Regions from separate parts of the Homo sapiens genome. Here region 2 is linked to region 1. A link is a contact called in ENCODE Hi-C or POLR2A ChIA-PET data. All regions are on one chromosome and are shown on one strand. Each heading gives the region's core, a stretch centred on a gene start or an enhancer-like site at or near the end of the contact. The rest is flanking DNA. Distances are from core to core; before and after follow the strand shown.

What was found. Hi-C counts contacts between places; a loop is a spot of excess contacts on that map. ChIA-PET counts read pairs that join two places held with the same protein, here RNA polymerase II (POLR2A).
Region 2: a loop to region 1 is called in a map of MCF 10A, with 4 times the contacts of the local background. The contact joins two enhancer-like sites. A Hi-C loop is called at or near these places in 1 of 168 maps with a recorded cell type or tissue (MCF 10A). POLR2A ChIA-PET finds 5 or more read pairs at or near these places in 1 of 52 experiments (activated T-cell).

Annotation. Positions count from the first base shown.
Region 1 is chr4:113,296,538-113,302,962 of GRCh38, forward strand. ANK2 (ankyrin 2) reads left to right here. Exons shown (of 46, transcript NM_001148.6): 23 at 6,230-6,302. Among named protein-coding and RNA genes, the nearest start is that of MIR8082, 150 kb to the left of the region's middle. Within about 2 kb of position 4,019, at least 4 of the 41 ENCODE cell types and tissues checked have a DNase peak (open chromatin) inside an H3K27ac peak, as active enhancers do.
Region 2 is chr4:113,956,362-113,962,786 of GRCh38, forward strand. All of the region lies in intron 1 of ARSJ (arylsulfatase family member J), which reads right to left. Among named protein-coding and RNA genes, the nearest start is that of ARSJ, 20 kb to the right of the region's middle. Within about 2 kb of position 2,995, at least 8 of the 41 ENCODE cell types and tissues checked have a DNase peak (open chromatin) inside an H3K27ac peak, as active enhancers do.

The sequences.
Region 1 (6,425 bases), core at 2,769-5,268:
GAATAAAGTCGTTGTGTAGAGACCAGAATAAGGCAGTAGTTTGTAAAGGAAAAACCACTTCTGTAGAAACTTCTGAGACATTTTGGAATCGTAGTTTGTTTCCTTAACCTTTGCTTTTCTAACTTTACTTTGTGAGATACAGCAGGGAATATGAGACATTTTAGCATTCTCCTGGGATTACAATCACTACATGTTTGCCAGAATGGATATCAGAATGGTAGAGACACATTTCTGGTGACAGAAGCCAACAAGCCCAATCCACTAATGCAGCTTGGAAGAACTGTGACATATGACTCATCCTTCCGCTAATTGATCAACCATCATCAATTATTTCTATTATTTGTATAATCTTAAAGTGATTGTGTTTTATGTTGCATATAATTGGTATGCAGACCATAAATTACTGAATAAATTAGTAAAATAAAAATATTATCTTATATTATTACTTGAACATTAGGGAATAGTTCAGTAAACTCAGAAAATGTGAATATTCTAAGTCCTAAATCTTACCTGATGCCATAAGTCAGTTAACATGAAAATCAGGGGAGGAGGGGATAGAGGAGTTGTCTAATGGGTACAAAAATACAGTCAGATAGAAGGAGTAAGATCTAGTGTTAGGCAGCACAGCAGGCTAACTATAGTTAACTAAAATGTATATTTCAACATAACTAGAGAAGTGGATTTGGAATGTCCCCAAATCCACTGGGGAGGCATTTTGGCCTCCCAAAATGATAGGATTACAGGCCTGAGCCCCCGCTGTGTATTTTCTTAAAAAGACATACTTAGTGCAGAATCTTTTTAAACTTTTGACATGTTTTTTCAACCTGTTATAATTGTCTCAATTACATCTAATTGGGTATTACTTTCAGTGACTCACCTTTGTTAGGACTTTAAAAAGAAATGATAAATGTTTGAGGTGATGGATATCCCAATTACCCTGATTTGATCATTATACTTATGTTTATATCAAAATATCACTTGTACCCCGTAAGTATGTACAACTGTGTATCCACAACAATTTAAAAATTTTAAAAATAGGAGCCATAAAAATGGCAATACAATAAATACTTGTAAAGTCATTTGACACCTTTTGAGGTAGAGCCAAGATCTTTTCTTTAAATATAGGTCCATCGATTAGAAATTAAATTGCCATTCTTGCACAAACAATATCAATACCTATTATATTATGTATATATATGCTATAATATGTATATTTATATGATATTTGTATGTTCTGTGTACTTTCCTTTTCTTTCTTTTTTTTTGAGACAGGATCTCACGCTGTTGCCCAGGCTGAAGTGTAGTGGTACTATCACGGTTCACTGCAGCTCAGGTGATCCTCCCATCTTAGCTTCCAGAGTAACAGGGACTACTCGGGAGTAGTAGGTGGGCAGGTGCCACCACTCCTGGCTAATTTTTGTATTGTTTTGTAGAGACGGGGTTTTGCCACGTTGTCCAGGCTCGTCTCAAACGATCCACCTGCCTTGGCCTCCCAAAATGCTAGGATTACAGTCCTGAGCCCCTGCTGTGTATTTTCTTAAAAAGACATACTTAGTGCAGAATCTTTTTAGACTTTTGACATGTTTTTTCAACCTGTTATAATTGTCTCAATTACATCTAATTGGGTATTACTTTCAGTGACTCACCTTTGTTAGGACTTCAAAAAACATCTACCCTAGTTTTTCTAGAAAAAAAACAGTATTTACATAATATTTAATTTAGTTATTAAAGTTATATTAATATGTATGATTGGTATAAGTATGTTTAGAAACAAAAACAAGTTTAGCTTGAACTCCACTGATGGAAGCTATGGATGAGGGCCTTAAAAGGTGGCATCATAACCAAGATCACTAAGTATGCTGTGGTGGCTTAGGGATTATGTGATATAAATGCAATTGGTGACCAGGAGGATTGGCTGAGTGAGGGTTGGCTAAGTGAAGATCAGTTAAACACACAGTTTCTTTTGCATAGAACAAATCAGATATTGACTACTATTTGTAAAGCAGAATGTTAAGAACTCCTACTTTATTTTCTACATTTTTCATATCGTGATTAACAATATAAATTCATTATTAAATCTCTCTTCCATCTATTATATACCATTTCTTTTGCCATATTATCCGATTTAATTATATCCCATTAAACTTGTACTTAGTGTCCTACTCATTTTAACTTTTAAAGTAGTTTCTAATCTTGACCATAGTATCTTGGATTCTGTAGCAGAAAGAGATGTCCATGATCATTTCACTATAGCCTTGTTCTCTATGTACGATTCAGAGGTAGTTGCATAAAACCATGTTTATGTTTAAATAATCAAGTTTTCAAAGGACATTTTGTTTAAAAGGAAAATATGTATTCATTTCTTGTTACATTATACATATGTAGGACTACTTATTTTCCATCCATTCAACAAATATTTAATGATGGCCTTCTAAAGGTCAAATACCTTCTCATGTATAAATGATATTATATTTACCACATTGCATATAGAGGCCATTTTTAATATCTATACAGAAAAATATCCATGACCAATATGATCACAGTGTATTACTTTTTCTGTTGCCACATATATTTGCTGATAATTCTGATAGCATTCAGTGACCAAACTGAAGTAAATTATTGTTTCCACTCTTACAAGTACAAAGAAAATATAGTCCCATTATCAGCACCTGAAAATAGAAACTGAGACTATCAGGCAATGAAACTTAATCATTTAAAAAGTATCTCCAGTAATTATTTTCAAACAGAGAATCATCTCCTTATTGAAATGTTTACTACGAAGGACAAATACTCTAAAACATTTCTGCAAAAATTAACTTTCTAATACAGTCTAATATAGTAGACATCCTTTCACATTTTTAAATATTCCCAAAAAGTTGAATAAAGGTCAGCCGCGGTAGCTCACATCTGTAATACCAGCACTTTGGGAGGCCGAGGTAGGTGGATCACCTGACGTCAAGTGTTCGAGACCAGCCAGGCCAACATGGTGAAGCCCCATCTCTACTACAAATACACAAATGAGCCAGGCGTGCTGGTGCACACCTGTAATCCCAGCTATTTGGGAGGCTGAGGCAGGAGAATGGCTTGAACCTGGAAGGCGGAGGTTGCAGTGAGCTGAGATCGTGCCATTGCACTCCAGCCTGGGCAACAAGAGTGAAACGACATCTCAAAAAAAAAAAAAAAAAAGTTGAATAAGATTTCATAGTAGGGTAGTCTCTATGTTATATTTTAAATGCAAATCATTTTCCTGCAATTTATATACTTTCCCTAATACAGGAAAATGAATCTCAAATTGAGCTGTGCAATAAACCCACCTAAGGAACCTTTAAAAAATACCCTGGTCCCCATTATAGCTGGGCCCGATCCCTATGGATTTTGATTTAATTGGTCTATGATGGGACCCAAGCAACAATATTTTTTAAATGTTTCTAATAATTGTAATATGTAGCTATAGTTGAATACCACTAATACAGAATATGGGCTATAATTTATTGGTGTTAAATTTCTAAATTAAAATTTATAATATTAAAATAATAATCAAATTGTATATTATAATAGTCTTTTTGAGTTTGTTCATTCAACAAATATTTATCAACCACTACTATTCTCCAGATTTTTGGATGGATACTTTTGTTTTTCCTGCAGCATTTAGTTTGCTTTCAGTGAATAAGACTCTGAATAAAACTATTTAAATATCACTAGAAATATGCAGGCAAGCTGAATTTACAACCCTTGCCTCCAACTGTGCCTTCATGTGAGTAGCAGGAGACTTTCTTTACTTTCTCTGTTTCTTCCTGTCTTTTAACTAAAATTCCACCCAAAGACAATCCATTTCATCATGATATGGATTTTAAATTTATTTTTTGCATAATTTAGTATTAACAAGTTTTTGATATATATTTGAAAAGCTCCTGCTATGTTTCAGGTGCTGTGGAAACAATCTTCCTCTTAAATGACTCACACTCTCATGTGGGCAGATAAGCAGAGAGGGCACACACAGTGCGTAGTGTATGACACAGCACACACGATGCTCTAGGAGTACATAGCAGCAGATAAACACAGTTAAACAAAGACATTCACTGGGGAGGATCAGGGAATGTTTCTCCAAGAAAGTCACATCTAACCTGAGCCAAGAGAAGAGGGGAAAGAAGATTTCTGGTAAATGAGAGAATATGTGGAAAAACTCAGAGGCATGAGAGAACATGACCTGTCAAAATAAAGGCAGCTCAACACGATCGTAGCATGGAATGAGAGATGAGGCCTTGCTACCTCTCGCTCTTTACTGAATCACAGGGCTCTTCTGAGCCAGTTTAATCAGTTTTCTGAAGAAAACAAAGAGCCACCAAAAAGCTCATGCAGTATCACATTATGATCACACAGATCTTATATATGTATATAGTCAGAGTTGCTCAGTGGAATTTGATTAACCAGTTGAATTTCTTTGTAAATATATTTGAAGTTATCTACTGCTTTTGGAAAGAAAATAATTGATGATAGGTTCATTATAGCCTTTCAAACAATTATCTAACATCTAGGTCAAAGCCTAAAAAACTAGACAACCTATTTTTTGTACTTTGGTGGTTTTAGTTGAAGATGTTACTCTTATGTCAAGGGATTCATTTTTTTTTAAAGTTTCCATGACAGTGTCAATTGATGCCCTTAATGTATTTTCACTACAGAAACTGAAGGTTTGAATTTGACACTCAATAGTCTTTAGGTGATGTTCAAAATAATGAGATTTGAATTTTTATGTTTTTGGGGTACACATATCTTTTATTTATTTATTTTAGTTGGCAAATAAAAATTGTACATATTTATGGTATACAACATGATGTTTTGATACACACACACACACACACACACACACACACACACATTGTGAAATGGCTAAATCAAGCTTATTAACATATCTATTACCTCCACATACATATCCTTTTTTTTGTGATGAGCGCACTTAAAATCTACTCTCAGCAATTTTCAAGTATATACTACATTGTTATTAACTGTAGTCTCCATGTTTTACAATAAATCTCTTGAATTTATTTCTCCTGTCCAACTAAAATTTTGTATCTTTTAACCAACATCTCCCAAATGCTCCTCCCCCTTCCTTCTCCAACACCTGGTCACCACCAGGTGTCTATTCTGTGCTTCTGTGAGTTTTTTAGATTCCACATATAAGTGAGATTATGCAGTATTTGTCTCTATGTCTGGCTTATTTCTATTATTCTGAAAAATCACTGGTATGTCTTGTGTCTAAAATAGTGCCAAGCATGCAGTAGACATTCAGAATTTTCCTTGAGTGCAAGAATGATTATAAAAAGTCCAGAGGCTCTTCACTTTTAAGATGCATTTAATACTGAGTTACAATAATCATAATAAATTATGGTAGCTAATATTTATGGAGTGCCAACATATGCCAAGCACTATTTTTAGAGCTCTTGCATATATTACATCATTTAATCTTCCTAACCATTTTATGAAGTACTTTTCTATCCTTTACTTATGGTTGAGGAAATTGAGGCACATGTAGGTTAGGGGACTTGCTAGGGCCTTATAGGTAATAAGTGATGAAATTAGAATTTTAACCCAGGCAGCTAGACTCAGATCCTTGTCTCTTAACCTTACACTGTACATGAGGAATGAAAGGCAGTGGATTGACAACCTTGGAGAGCTATTGCATAAGGCAAATAAGCAACAAACCAGAACTGTAGCCCAGTGAAATATTAAAGAGATGATTTGATCCTCTGATCCCAAAAGAGATGTGTCATATTTTCTGCCCAAATAGTTTATATCTTTCACATTATTTACAGCTTCTTTTCTAATGGCTTTGCTTTTAATACATTGCATATGTTCATTGTTTCTTTTTAAAGCTTTTCTGGAAACGTCACTTAGTTCATTTTAGGGAAGCTTTGAAAACATCAATCTGCTTTCTCAATACAACTAATTATTATTAATAATACCATTGCTAAAGAATTTATTTTTCAAATGAGAACTCAAAATAATGAACTGTCTCTTGTACAACTTCTCTGGCATAAATGATCATTTATCTTCAAAAAGAACAAATGAGTTTTCATGAAAGCAAATTTCCAAAATATACACGCGGGAAAGATCCCGTAGTCATGGCTCGATGGCTTGCTGCTGCTGTTGAGTGTGGCCTCCTATGTGATGCTTTTCATCTTTTGTTTACTTTTGGTTTCAACTTGAACATTAATGATTTTTGTTTTTCCAGACTATTACAGAAAAACACAAACTAAATGTACCTGAGACGATGACTGAGGTTCTTGATGTTTCTGATGAAGAGGGTAAGACTTCTATTCAATCTTCTATGACACCTGTCATGTTCTTACACAAGGGCAAATTACCCTTTTTTTCAGAGACCAAGCTGGTTATGTGGATGACAGAATCTTAACATTTAAAGTCACTTT
Region 2 (6,425 bases), core at 1,745-4,244, 660 kb after region 1:
AGGGGTTCTACGACATTAAAAGCAAAAATGGGAAGAAATGTTTTAAATAAACTAGAAATCGGTGGGACCACACATTCACTTAATAAATCTTTACTGGCCATTTACTATGTATCATATAATGCCAAATACTTGGGGAAATTTAAATTTTAGAAGACAAAGCCTATCTTTTTGAAGAGCTCAAAGTGCAATGGAGAAGAAAGCAATGAATAAAATGTTTGAATTAAGAAGGAGAAACTTGTCTGCAGGAATAAGCAAAGGAAGTAAAATTAAATTAGAGTTCTGAAGGATAAATTGTATCTTCACAGGATGAGAAATGGGTAAAATGCATTTGGAAAGGAGCAGCTCACGCAATGGCATAAAAGTATGAGAAAGAGATTAAGTTCATGCAATGGTGACATGGTCACTGCAAGTAGATCACAGGGTACTTGAACGAGTGGTGAGAAAGGAGTCTGAAAGACTGCAGGGGCCGGTTTGAGAGGGGTCTTTGATGACACGACGAGATGTAGTGACTTTGCAGGCTCCAGGGTGCCAACAGCCTATGCTTTTCAGGCAGGCAATAGCACCATGGAATGTGCAGTTTAGAAAGACAATTCCGGTGGCTTAATGTGGGAAGAGACTGGTGGCAATGCAGTATTTTATAGGCTGTTGCAGCTGTAGCAGCAAGATGGACCTATAGAATTATGTATATTGTCCTAAATTAGAGGGTGTATTTTACTTTAGAATAATCAATGCCGTTAATAATTGTAGGCAGTTCATAATATAAAACGTTTTCAAGCAAGGGCAGGTTTGGGGAGGAAGGCCTTGAGGAAGATTCATTATATAGTAAGCTAATAGGAATAAAGGCTTCAATGTGATGTCCGATGTCTTAGGATGGTGACAGTTCTTTTAGTTTTAGCTCTCCAAAAAGTATTTCCACCATTTTATTTAAATATCTCTATTAGCATCCTTATATGTTAGGGATTTCTTCTTCTTTTAAAAAACTTAATTTCAGAGACCTCTCCTGAGAAAAAAATAGAAAGAAACTCTTTATGCTTGCAAAGCTAATAAGCAATACATTGTATTGGGAAAAAATATAAAAATAAGTAGAGAACCTTTTATTTAAAAATGGAAATAAGTCTTTAAAGTCGTTTTTTCTGAAACAAATGTGGTCTTTTGTTACATTGAGTGGGAAAATCTTAAATCAAACTTTCCAGGATAGAACATTAAAAAACAAAACCCATCAACTCTGAGCTCTCTCTCTACTGTTGAGCACAAAACCAAAATCACAAATGCACAACATTTACTTTCATAGTTCACGGTGACTGATTTGTGTATTGAACACAATGATTTTCTTCCTTTGTGCTTCTTTAAAAAAAGTAACATTAACTTGCAAAAAAGACTCCAAATTGCTTATGTAGGAACAAACTTAAAAGTGAGACAGAATTTCATCTACAAGGCTTAAAACATCTCTTAATTGTTATGATGTAACAGCAGTCTAAAAATTTTTATCAACAAACAAAAAATCAGTCAAGCACACACACCTTCTGAGACCATCTTGTCTGGATAACATCTTCAAAGTTAGGACTGAGTGATTACTAGTCTACGTTCTATGCTAAGGTGCTCAAGAAAAACAACTTCATATTGAGTGACATAAACAAGTGCAGCAAATCTTTTTAAATTTGCATGTTGTTTTGGGAGCCTTTTAAAAGAAACTGTAAGCCAGCATATGGAAAGTTATAAATGGAGCCCAAGTTTGCTTGGAATCTAATTAGAGATGCCTTCCAGCTGTTGCCACTGCCTGGAGCCTCTATTTCCTCTTACTCTCTCCTTCCAAACAAACCATGGAAAAGCAAGCTGAACACCAGTTCTCTTGCCTGACGCAACATGAACTGATTTAGGCAGTCTGGCAAAAAGGAGATGAAAAAATCAGCCTCCTTATTAAATGTTGCTGTACATAAAATGTACAATGAAAATTCAGTCGAATTAAGGACAGAGGTATAGAAGCAAAATTAACGTTAAAAAATTTAAGTGCATTACCAGCAGCACAAAAGGCATTATCAATATTATGACTAAAGACAGCATGGTGTCTAATGTTCACCTATTTGTAGAAAAATGAAAGAATCCATTAATTATTTTTCTATTTGCACTATGTTCTCCAAACTAGACACCTATGATAACCAAAGAAGGTCTTTGAACCCCTAACTTTGATAAAGATCAGGCTCCTACATCATAGATTGGTTATTTTTTTCTCTATGGATATTAACCTGCATGTTTTGACTTTAGCCGATACATATATACAAATAGATACATAACAGAGCTTAAGGCATGGAAGGTTGGGAGAAGGATGTGGCATTGATGTAGCTCTTTGAAGAGAAATAAAATTTCAAATAGGCTGAGAAGAGGGTGATTGTGGTATAAATTTACCTCTCTCATTTCTTTAATCTTCTACTTTCCACTAATTTCCCTATATTTTCTCCTCAGCCTTCACCTTCAAGCATATGTCTCTCTCTATCTTGAAAATATCCTCTCTTGGAACCCGCTATTTTTTAAATTGCCACATTTCTCTTTCCTTTCTTGCAAGATTAAACCCCGCACGCAGGCTACACCCACTCTTGCCATTTCTACTCTACCAACCCTTTTAATAACCTCTTCAGAATCAAACCATTTGTGTTTTGGGAGCGGGATGGGGGTGGGAAGATAAAAATGATGACTTTCTTCTTAAAATAGCAATTTAAAAGCACGATAAAATTTAAATAATAACTAGAGCTGTCTGAAGAGAACATTTCTTTTCAGGCAAATGTGAAATTAAGTAATCTGTTTCATGTTGCGGTAGACATTTTTCTGAATGGCTCACACAGAACATAAACCTTAAAAGCCAACAGCATACTGTGGGGGGAATAATTTCTGTTTACCCTCAGTTCAGTGTTCTGTCCCATTAACAGCTCTACCTCTAAATATGCATGACATTTCCTTTCAAAAATTTTCTGTTTAATGTTTCAAATGCACACACTAGATCTGACTTAGTAAACCAATTCCTTAATAATGAGTCATCTGGCCAAACATGAGTCAGAGTAATAAAGCTCTCGAGACACTTCACTATTTGAACTTTAGGGACATATATAAACCTGTGAACGATTTCACAGCCTGAAGAAAGAATTTTTAGCTGTTATGAGAAGCTGGGTAAGAGAGAACCAGCACTTCCCTGTTTTCATGTCTTATCTTTTCTGAATTTGTAACATTGATTAGAAGAACCTCTGTTCTATGATTTTTTATTTACAGAGATTGCAATGATCATGTGTAGCATTAAAATACAAATTTCACAGACAGTATATTTTACTTTGTGTATATTAAACATGTTTTTTTCTTGAACATTTGGCAACTATAATCAACATGAGATTAACTGTTTCATCAGAATGTGTTTATATGGTTGCATATTATCAAATGGAATTTGGTTTCTGAAAAATGGAATGAAAGTATGGAACAAAATGGCAGAGCTAAAAGTCAGAATATTCCCAACCTTGTATTTTAGTTAATTTTACTGTGATCTATCAGCCACCCAATAGATTTTTTTTCTGAAAGCCTTCTAGTTTCTCTTGTCTTCAAGACTATGTTCATTGGGGTATTAAGTAATGTACCTTCTATCATTGCTTCTCTCTTGAATTATTGTTCTCTTTCCATTCTTAGTGTTATCATTACGGTTTTTTTTCAGTATTTTGTTTCTCATTCAGACAGCTTCCTACTGGTTTCCCTGTTTTAGAGTTGGAGAAATAATAATGAGACATGGATAAAATACAATTAGGCAATGATAAAACGATAAGAAAACAAGGTATTGACAATGAGTTGTAGTGGGCATTTTACAAAATACACATTGATCGAGAATAAATTTTATGTGTGGTTCCCTATACCTGTTCTGGTATGCCTAACTACAGCTTAGTTATTGAATAATAGTTTCCTTGTATGCTTTCCTCACTACTGGGCTATTGAATTTGATGACAAGTGAAAAATTTGAGAGTTTGAGATCATCTGAAAAAGCTTCTCTACTTCACAAACCTTGCTGTTTTATAATTATTTTCTGTGTACCTCCAGTATCCTGGTTTGAATGTTAAAGTATTTCATTTTCATCTCCATGGTGGTGTTATAAAACCGCAGGATTATTAGTGAACTGCCTCAACTTTAATAGCTATAATTGATTCTGGTGTATTCATCAAAATGACAGCTATAATTTGTAGAAAAAAAAGAATCAAAGAATTTTCTTATAAAAGATGTGTTTAATAGATCTGTAGCTTTTTATTATTGCTGCTGCTGATTCATTATTTTTACATTTTATAACTTGATGCTGGTACTTCTTGAGAATGATTGCCTTATTAACATATTACTTATTTGTAGCATTAAGTCAGTAACTTATTTTCTTGATATGTTAAGAAAATTCCCTCAAAGTAGATTGAATAGGGCAGTGTTTTTCAAACAATGACCCAGGAGCCCTGGAGATTGGCAGAAGTGCCCCGAGCCTGCCTTAGAAGGAAGGGGTTGAGGCTGGAACCTGCACTAGCAGATCTACTTTCTTTTGTTTTATATGCTGGACTTCTTTTCCATCAAGAAATTCATTTGACTGAAAAGTGACACATTGAAAAAGAGTTTGAAAAATTATAGAATAAGTTTCAAGTCCAACAGAGAAATAAACCAATTTACCTTTGGCAAACATAGGTAACGTGAACTGGGCAGCTCCTCTAGGTGAAAAATAAGTAATGGGAGAGAGAGACTACAGTGCAGATCCTGAGCAGACACCATGGAGAAGTGACACCCACACTCTGATCACACCTGGAGGAGGCATCCAGCACGTTGGAAGTGAAGTAGCACTTACCCAACAACATAACCTGGGTTGCCTAAAGTTTTACACTTTAAGATTTAAAATAAAGGGGCTTAGAGAAGGGATTTGAACTTGTAAAAGATTATGAGATTCTTATTCTTTAAAAAATAAACAATCACAAATGTTCTTTTGCAGGATATGTTCTGTAGTGCTTGTTCTTAAAATCTAAGAAAGGGAATGTTTGGGCTAACATGTTACATCAGATGGAGGTTGGACGTTTTGATTTCAATACTGTGTGTGGTAACTAAGGTGAATGCATTAAAACAAACATTCCTCTCAATGAAATCTTTCTCAATGTCTGCACAGCTGTTAACTCTTTGGCCCAGAAAACTGCATCAAAAGCCAGCAGTAATACAACTTATGCAGGTTGGCCCATAAACTGTTTAGTGAGTACTTTGCTTTTGGAGAACAAAAAGAAGAGATCACCAATGTGGAAAAGTTGTAATAAATGACAATGTTCTATAAATTAAAGCAAATGACCTATTTTTAGCTATTTTAAAATAAGAAGCAAAATAGGTGGACTTCAAGTTTTAACAAAAATCTTGCCAGATGTAAATCCTTAAAAATTATAATTCTAAAAATGTAAGTGCAGGACCACCAACTACTGCTCAGACTCTTTTGCCTTGACATTAATCCAAGAGAAAGGGAAAAACATGTATGTGTGCCTGTGTTTGTCTCTCTCTCTCTCTCTGTGTGTGTGTGTGTGTGTGTGTGTGTGTGTGTGTGTGTGTGTGTAAACACTTGATATTTGATGCAATCAATAGTCTGAAGTAGCAACATTTTCATTTTGATGAAAATAGGGATGTTGAGTGCATACATTGGCTCTTTCTGTTGATTTCTTTTAATCATCAACCATCTGACCATATGGATGGACTAATAACATGCAGAGTTTTGGCTACAAGTCCAACGTAGTGAAGTAAGGGAGAATGGTGAATTCACCCAGTTCATTCAACTCTGGGACAGCCGTGAGGCCAGACAAGCATGCTTGCCCTAATGTAGCACCCTGCCCCAACATTCACCTGTGCTGCTTTTTCTTTCTTTTGAAATATTAGTGAGTGGCTGAGCCAGAACTCAGATGCAGACCTTCTGACACCACTTACTATGATAAAAGAAAAAAAAATCTATAACTGCAATCCTTCAAAATATAAAACCTAAGGGAGTCAGAAAAAGAAGGGAGAAACAAAGACTATTATTTATTGGTAGGCTTTGAAATGTGAAATATAATTGTCAAAGAGATTCCTGTAACTTGTGATACATGTCTGCTGGAGCAGGCACCTTTTTTTTTTTTTTTTCTAATAGTTGAATGAATAAACTTGAATTTGTCCTTGACTCCTCCTTTTCTTCCTGTTGCATTTGTAGTTCATCAAAAAATCTTGTCTGCTCTATCTGCAGAATATACTCAGAATCCATCACTTTCCATCACCCCTCCCTCTGTCCCATGATCTCTCACACAGGTTAATGCTATGGTCTCTTTAACAGATCCACCTGCTCTCCATCCGACCTGCATGATCTATCCTCAACACAGCCACTAAAGCAGTTCTGTTAAAAATGAAGTTAGATCAGGTTCCCCTTCTGCTCC